Linked DNA regions of Homo sapiens: region 1 is linked to region 2. Evidence: chromatin loops called from intact Hi-C (ENCODE). Cell type or tissue: IMR-90. All regions are shown on one strand. Links, peaks and the distances in the headings refer to the core of each region. The heading gives the core; the rest is flanking DNA.

Region 1 (3,082 bases), core at 102-2,601, 140 kb before region 2:
ACATTGAGCCTCTGGCACACAGCGTGTGTGTATTCTCTGTTGGTTCACTGTTGGCTCCACTTAACACTAGGTAGCACTTAACAGTGCAGCTCTGAAGTCAGACCTGTGTCTGAACCAGCTTTAACACCTCCAAAGGTGTGAACTTGAGTAAGCTGCTGCACCTCTCTGAATCTGTTTCCCAATCTGTAAGATGGAGATAATTATATTATCTATGGCAATGACACATTGTTGGGAACATTAAATGAAATAATCCACATAAAGCTCCTAGCAGAGTGCATGGCACATAATAACCCCTAAATAAATGTTGGTTTTATTGTTATTGTAAAGATTAGGAAACAGCATGATACAAAATTGATCAGAATGATAAAGCAGATGGTGGAAACTGCCTGTTTCCTACACTACATTCTAGTTGTATTGGGTCATTACTTTCACTTTCTAGAATCTTCTATAGCCATTGAATTTACTCAACCACGTTTTCTTCTGTGTTGTTTTCTGTTTTGTTTTGTTTTTTTGTTAATGCCTTAAAGGATGATGAAATTATAAATGTTCTATATAATGTGATATTGAAATGACCTGATAATTATTTAGGTCCTCTGTCGCTTACTCAGTGGCATAACTCATAAAAGACAGACTGCATTTTCATTTCAAATTCCACTTTTTTTCAGCCGGGCACGGTGGCTCACGCCTGTAATTCCAGCACTTTGGGAGGCCAAGGTGGGTGGATCACCTGAGGTCAGGAGTTTAAGACCAGTCCGGCCAGTATGGCAAAACCCCATTTCTACTAAAAATACAAAAACTGTGTGGTGGCAGGCACTTGTAATCCTGGCTACTTGGGAGGCTGAAGCATGAGAATTGCTTGAACCCAGGAGGCAGAGGTTTCAAGGAGCCGAGATCGCGCCACTGCCCTCCAGCATGGGGGATAGAGCAGGATTCTGTCTCAAAAAAAAAAAAAAAATCCAATTTATCAATCTCCAGGTAACCTCTCATAGTCAAAACTAAAACCAGGTCAATTGCTTTGTTGTGTCTTAAAGAGATGCTGATGAATTCAAGGAATCTTGAAAACAGAAACATTTCATTTTTCCGATACTCAGTCTTGCTCTTTTCTCTTATTACTAAGCAACTTTGCATGAAAACAGACTCTGTTTTATAAATAGAACATTGTGCAAGGTTTTCTAGAGGTGTCTGCTAAAAATAAAGCAGGTTATAGTTTACTTCTTTATAGCTTTCAAAACAAAACAGCCTAAGCTTGACTAAATTTGCTATATTTCATTTTTGAAAGGTATCTTTATGTGAGCCAGGTCTGATTTCTTGAAATGAAATTCCCCAGAAGTTAGATTTCCTATATTTACACAAGGCATGCCTGTGCAAAGTAATGACACTAGTTTTTTTTTAAAAACATACGCCCTAGAATGAATACAACTTAGTGATGCTATACTTCCACCCTATAAAATACACAATTCTTTTTTGAAAATTGCTTATTTGAAGAGTAAAATAAACATTTTGATGTATATATTTCTAGGTTATCTGCTCACAAATCAACAGCATTACTTTGAAGCTAAAGTACAGGTCCCCAACTTGTGAATTACATTCTAAACTATTTCTAGGTTGCCTGGTTGGAGCTAAAGTGTCATGGTATGGAAACAATGCTAGGTTCCCAGGCAAGTCCCCAGGAGCCAAGCTAACTGATATGATAACATACAATGTTAGAACAATGTGAACGTGGAAAAAAGCCTCTAATCTTCAGCTTTTGATACTAGGCACATGTTTCTCCTTGCACTGTTCTGATGGGGGTCCCCAATCTCCAGTTCGGTGATGGCTCTAGAAGCTGGGTACAGGGACTATGAGTTGGAGAGAGGTGAACCAAGGTTTCCTGGTGTAACTTTTAAGGGTAGTGTTTCTCATACTATGACCAATAAATCTGATTTGCTGAGATTGTTACAGATCAGAAAGGGTTCTATGGTTAAATAAGTTTGAGAAATGTTCCTGCATTTTCCCTCCAATTTTAAGGTATAAAGTGAACATTACCATAGTAAAGATTCTGAGATACCCTGCAGAAAAGAAGCCTGTTTGATGTAATGGATCCTGTTCTAAACATATTGGACCCCCTATAAATTCTGTTTCACTTTTTTAAAATAATGGCTATTCATAAGAGCTAACATTTACATAAAGCTTGCCATGTAGCATGTACTATATGAAACATTACACACAGCATCTCTTTGAGGTGAATGCTGTGATTAACCTTATTTTACAGATGAGGAAACTGAGGCAAAAAGAGGCTAAAGATTTCCAAAGTCACAGGGAGATGTGCTTAACTACCATGCCAGAATAAACCCTGGAAGCCGATCTCCTTGAATGTCACTTTAGGAAACATTATCCAAAGGGCAGGTCCACCCCGTCACTGCTTTCTTTTCTCACATTGGTCCCTCGCTATCATGTCTCAAGCCCATGATTATTCTGAAGCTGTAGTGGGAAATTTTCAAAGGGATAAAAGTTTCTCTCTTTTGCAACAGAGATAGATAGAAAATTCGTTCACATTTCAGAGGAAATCTAGGCTTACTCTATCCTAGTATATTGGTTTCCTATGGCTGCTGTAACAAAACAACCCACATTTATTATCTTATAGTTCTGAAAGTCAGGAGTCCAAAATTAGTCTCACTGTACTAAAACCAAGGTATTGGCAGGGCTGGTTTCTTTTGGAAGCTCTGAGGGAGAATCTAATTCCTTGCCTTTTACAGCTTCTAGAGGCTTCCCACATTCCTTGGCTCCTGGCCCTAAATTACTCTGACTTCTGCTTCTGTGGCCACAACTCTCACTCTGACCCTCCAGCCTCCCGGTTGTGGGGACCCATGTGATTACACTGAGCCCTCTCCACTAATCCAAGATAATCTTCCCATCTCATGACCCTTAATTTAATCACACCTGCAAAATCCTCTCTTCCATGTAAGGTAACATTCACATATTTCTGGGATTAGGATGTGGACATCTTTAGGGCAGGGTCATTATGCTGCCTACCACATTGGCATGTCACTACTGATGAGCTGAAGAGGAGGTGGGCAGGGATCCAGAATTCGCAGGGGAAGGG
Region 2 (3,082 bases), core at 454-2,953:
TCAGGGAGTGTATAGGAAAAAGAACGTATTTTTAAGAATAAATGAGAGAAGAAAATAAAAATATCCAGTGTTTATATATAAAGTGCAAACTAAAAGGACAATTCAGCATTTCTATGATGAATTTCAGATTGAGAACATTTTACAAATTATGGCCATGCTAATGTGCAGGACAGTGATGAATCTGTAATGAAAATAAGAAAGTGGCTTACCAAGAAAGAAGTGTATGTTTAGAATTTTTTTAAAACAGCAAATGCAGCCCAACTCTGTAACAAAATAAATTTCTACCTTGTTAGTAAGTGCCATTTTACAGAGTCCCAGACATTCATTCATTCATCCACTGATATGACTTTTCCTCTGTGTGAGCGTTAGGGGTCATTTCTCTTCTCTCACCACCATATCCCAATGATGTCTCTATTATATTCTTTCCCTAAAGAATATGACTAATGATGTGGGATTTGTGTTCTTAATTTTACATGGACAAATGTAAAGGTAAGGAATAGGAGAAATCCCAGACTGTTAAAAGGGGAAGAGATGATGCTAAGACCATTACGTCTATTGGCTGGTAAGGAACCTGAAATTCAGAGAGGCCCTACTTGCTAAATATCAGAGCTGATTAGTGATCACGACAGGACTAGAATGCAGATTCCCTGAAACGCTATCAAGAAGTCTATTACTGTATACTCTTTTAGCTTCCCCAAATGGATTTGAAAATACAGTCATGAGCTGCATAATGACATTTTGGTCAATGACAGACCACATATATGAAGGTGGTACCATAAGATTACAATGGAGTTGAAAATTTTCTATCGCCTAATGACATTAGCTGTCATAATGTCATTGTGGTGTAACTTATTACTCATGTGTTTATGGTGATACTGGTGTAAACAAACCTGCCCTGCCAGTGGTATAAAGTATAGCACATCCAATTATGGATAGTACATCATATTTGACAATGAAATAAATGACTCTATCACTGGTTTGCTTATTTGCTGTATTATACTTTAGTTGTTATTTTAGAGTGTACTCCTTCTACTTATTAAAAAAACAAAAACAAAGTTAACTAAAACCCTGGCTGCCTCAGGCAGGTCCTTCAGGAGGTATTCCAGAAGAAGGCATTGTCATCACAGGAGATAACAGCTCCATGCCTGTTACTGCTCCTGAAGACCTTCCAGTGGGACAAGATGTGCAGGTGGAAGGCAGTAATATGAATGATCCTGACCCTATGTAGGCCTAGGCTAATGTGTGTTCATGTCTTAGTTTTATACACACACACACATTTTTTATTTCAATAGCTTTTGGGATATACGTGGTTTTTGGTTACATGGATAAATTGTTATAGTGATGAAATCTGAGATTTTAGTGCACCCATCACCTGAGTAGTGTACAATGTATCCAACATGTAGTTTAAATCCTTCATTCCCTTCCCACCATGTCTTAATTTTTAACAAAAAGCTTAAAAAGCAAAAAAATAAAAATAAAAAAGTTTGGTACAAAAGCAGCTTATAGAATAAGAATATAAAGAAAGAAAACATTTTTGTACAGCTGTACAATGTATTTGTGTTTTAATCTGGCTTATAAAAGAGTCAACAAGTTTTAAAAAATTAAAAAGCGTATAAAGTAAAAAAGCTACAGTAAGCTGTTTCTTACTTTATTGTTGAAGAAACAAAAATATTGTTTATAAATTTAGTGTAGACTGTTTATAAAGCCTACAGTAGTGTTTAGTAATGTCCTAGGCCTTCACATTTACTCACCGCTGACTCACTGACTCACTCAGAGCAACTTCCAGTCCTATATGCCCCATTCATGTAAGTGCCTATAGAGGTGGACCATTTTTAATTTTTTATACTCTACCTTTCTTATACCTTTTCTGTGTTTAGATATATTTAGATACACAATAGTTATTATTGTGTTACAATGGCCTACAGTATTCAGTACAGTAGGATGCTATATAGGTTTGTAGACTAGGAGCAATAGGCTATACCATATAGCCTAGGTGTATGGTAGGTTATACCATCTACGTTTGTGTAAATATACTCTATGATGTTTGCACAAAGACGAAATCGCCTAGAAGATGCATTTCTCAGAATGTATCCCTGTCATTAAGTGACACCATACTTCTTTAAAAATTTCCAATCAGTTATAAGACGACGAAGTAGGCAACACTGTTCTCATCTTCCCACACTTGAGCAAGTTGAGTTATACTGAACCAATGAACAGCCTTTGGCCTATTCCTTGATTGCAATATAAAATAGAAGAAGGTGCTACCCAAGAAAGTGAGTACAAAAGAAAATAGAAGATTTGCATCAGATCAAGACTTTAAAGCAAATATTACAGGCCAGGCATAAGGACTTGGAGACAAATTACATTTTTTATCAATTTAAAAAAGTTTTAATCATAAAAGTGTTACATACTTGTTGTAAGAATAATTCAAATTATATGAAAGTATAAGAAATAAAAAGTAAAAGGTCCTTATCCAACACTCCCTCCTGCAAATTCAGTTCCAAATGTATTCCCTAAAAATCACCAGTAATGTTATTTATCCTTCCATACACTTTTATATAGTTATTTAGCCAAATGACACCTTTTCTATAACACTCTTCTGTAACATTGTTTTTATACGTAAGCATATCTAATACAGAACTAAAACAAACATTTACTTCCTACCACATTCTTGAACTGAATAAGAATGAAATCTCAGATCAGACAAACAAAATCTTGTAGTACTTTGGCATGAAATAATCACCCAGATACCCTAAAAGCTACAGATTTTTTTTTTAACTAGCGATGGCCAAGCAACACTGACAGATACTACACAATACAAAATAAAACAAGTTGGACTTGTCAGGTTTCATATAGCCAAGTAGTTTAGAAAGGAAAATGTTAACAACTTATCTCATACTCATCAGCTGGTAGACAATACCATATATATTATCATAAAATCTATTTATCAAGTGGTATCTTTTGGGCACTATATGTCATTATATATCATTTCATTTAATGCTCACAACCATATTAAAGGGTCATTAAACCTATTTTACAGATGAGAAGACAGGTTCAACAATTTTTCCATCATCACCCAGCC

What was found. Hi-C counts contacts between places; a loop is a spot of excess contacts. Peaks named below come from ENCODE experiments on the same cell type or tissue, not always from the same donor. Only the 100,000 strongest peaks of a DNase experiment are listed, where the experiment ranks them.
Region 1: it touches region 2 in a loop (2.4-fold over the local background); 8 of 110 quality-filtered maps call a loop at or near these places.

Annotation. Positions count from the first base shown.
Region 1 is chr11:30,431,230-30,434,311 of GRCh38, forward strand. All of the region lies in intron 4 of MPPED2 (metallophosphoesterase domain containing 2), which reads right to left. Among named protein-coding and RNA genes, the nearest start is that of ARL14EP, 110 kb to the left of the region's middle. In IMR-90, for the core only: no CTCF peak of the experiment used is centred there; no DNase peak of the experiment used is centred there.
Region 2 is chr11:30,572,398-30,575,479 of GRCh38, forward strand. The region is part of intron 2 of MPPED2 (metallophosphoesterase domain containing 2); the gene reads right to left. Among named protein-coding and RNA genes, the nearest start is that of MPPED2-AS1, 10 kb to the right of the region's middle. In IMR-90, for the core only: no CTCF peak of the experiment used is centred there; a DNase peak (open chromatin) is centred at 1,764.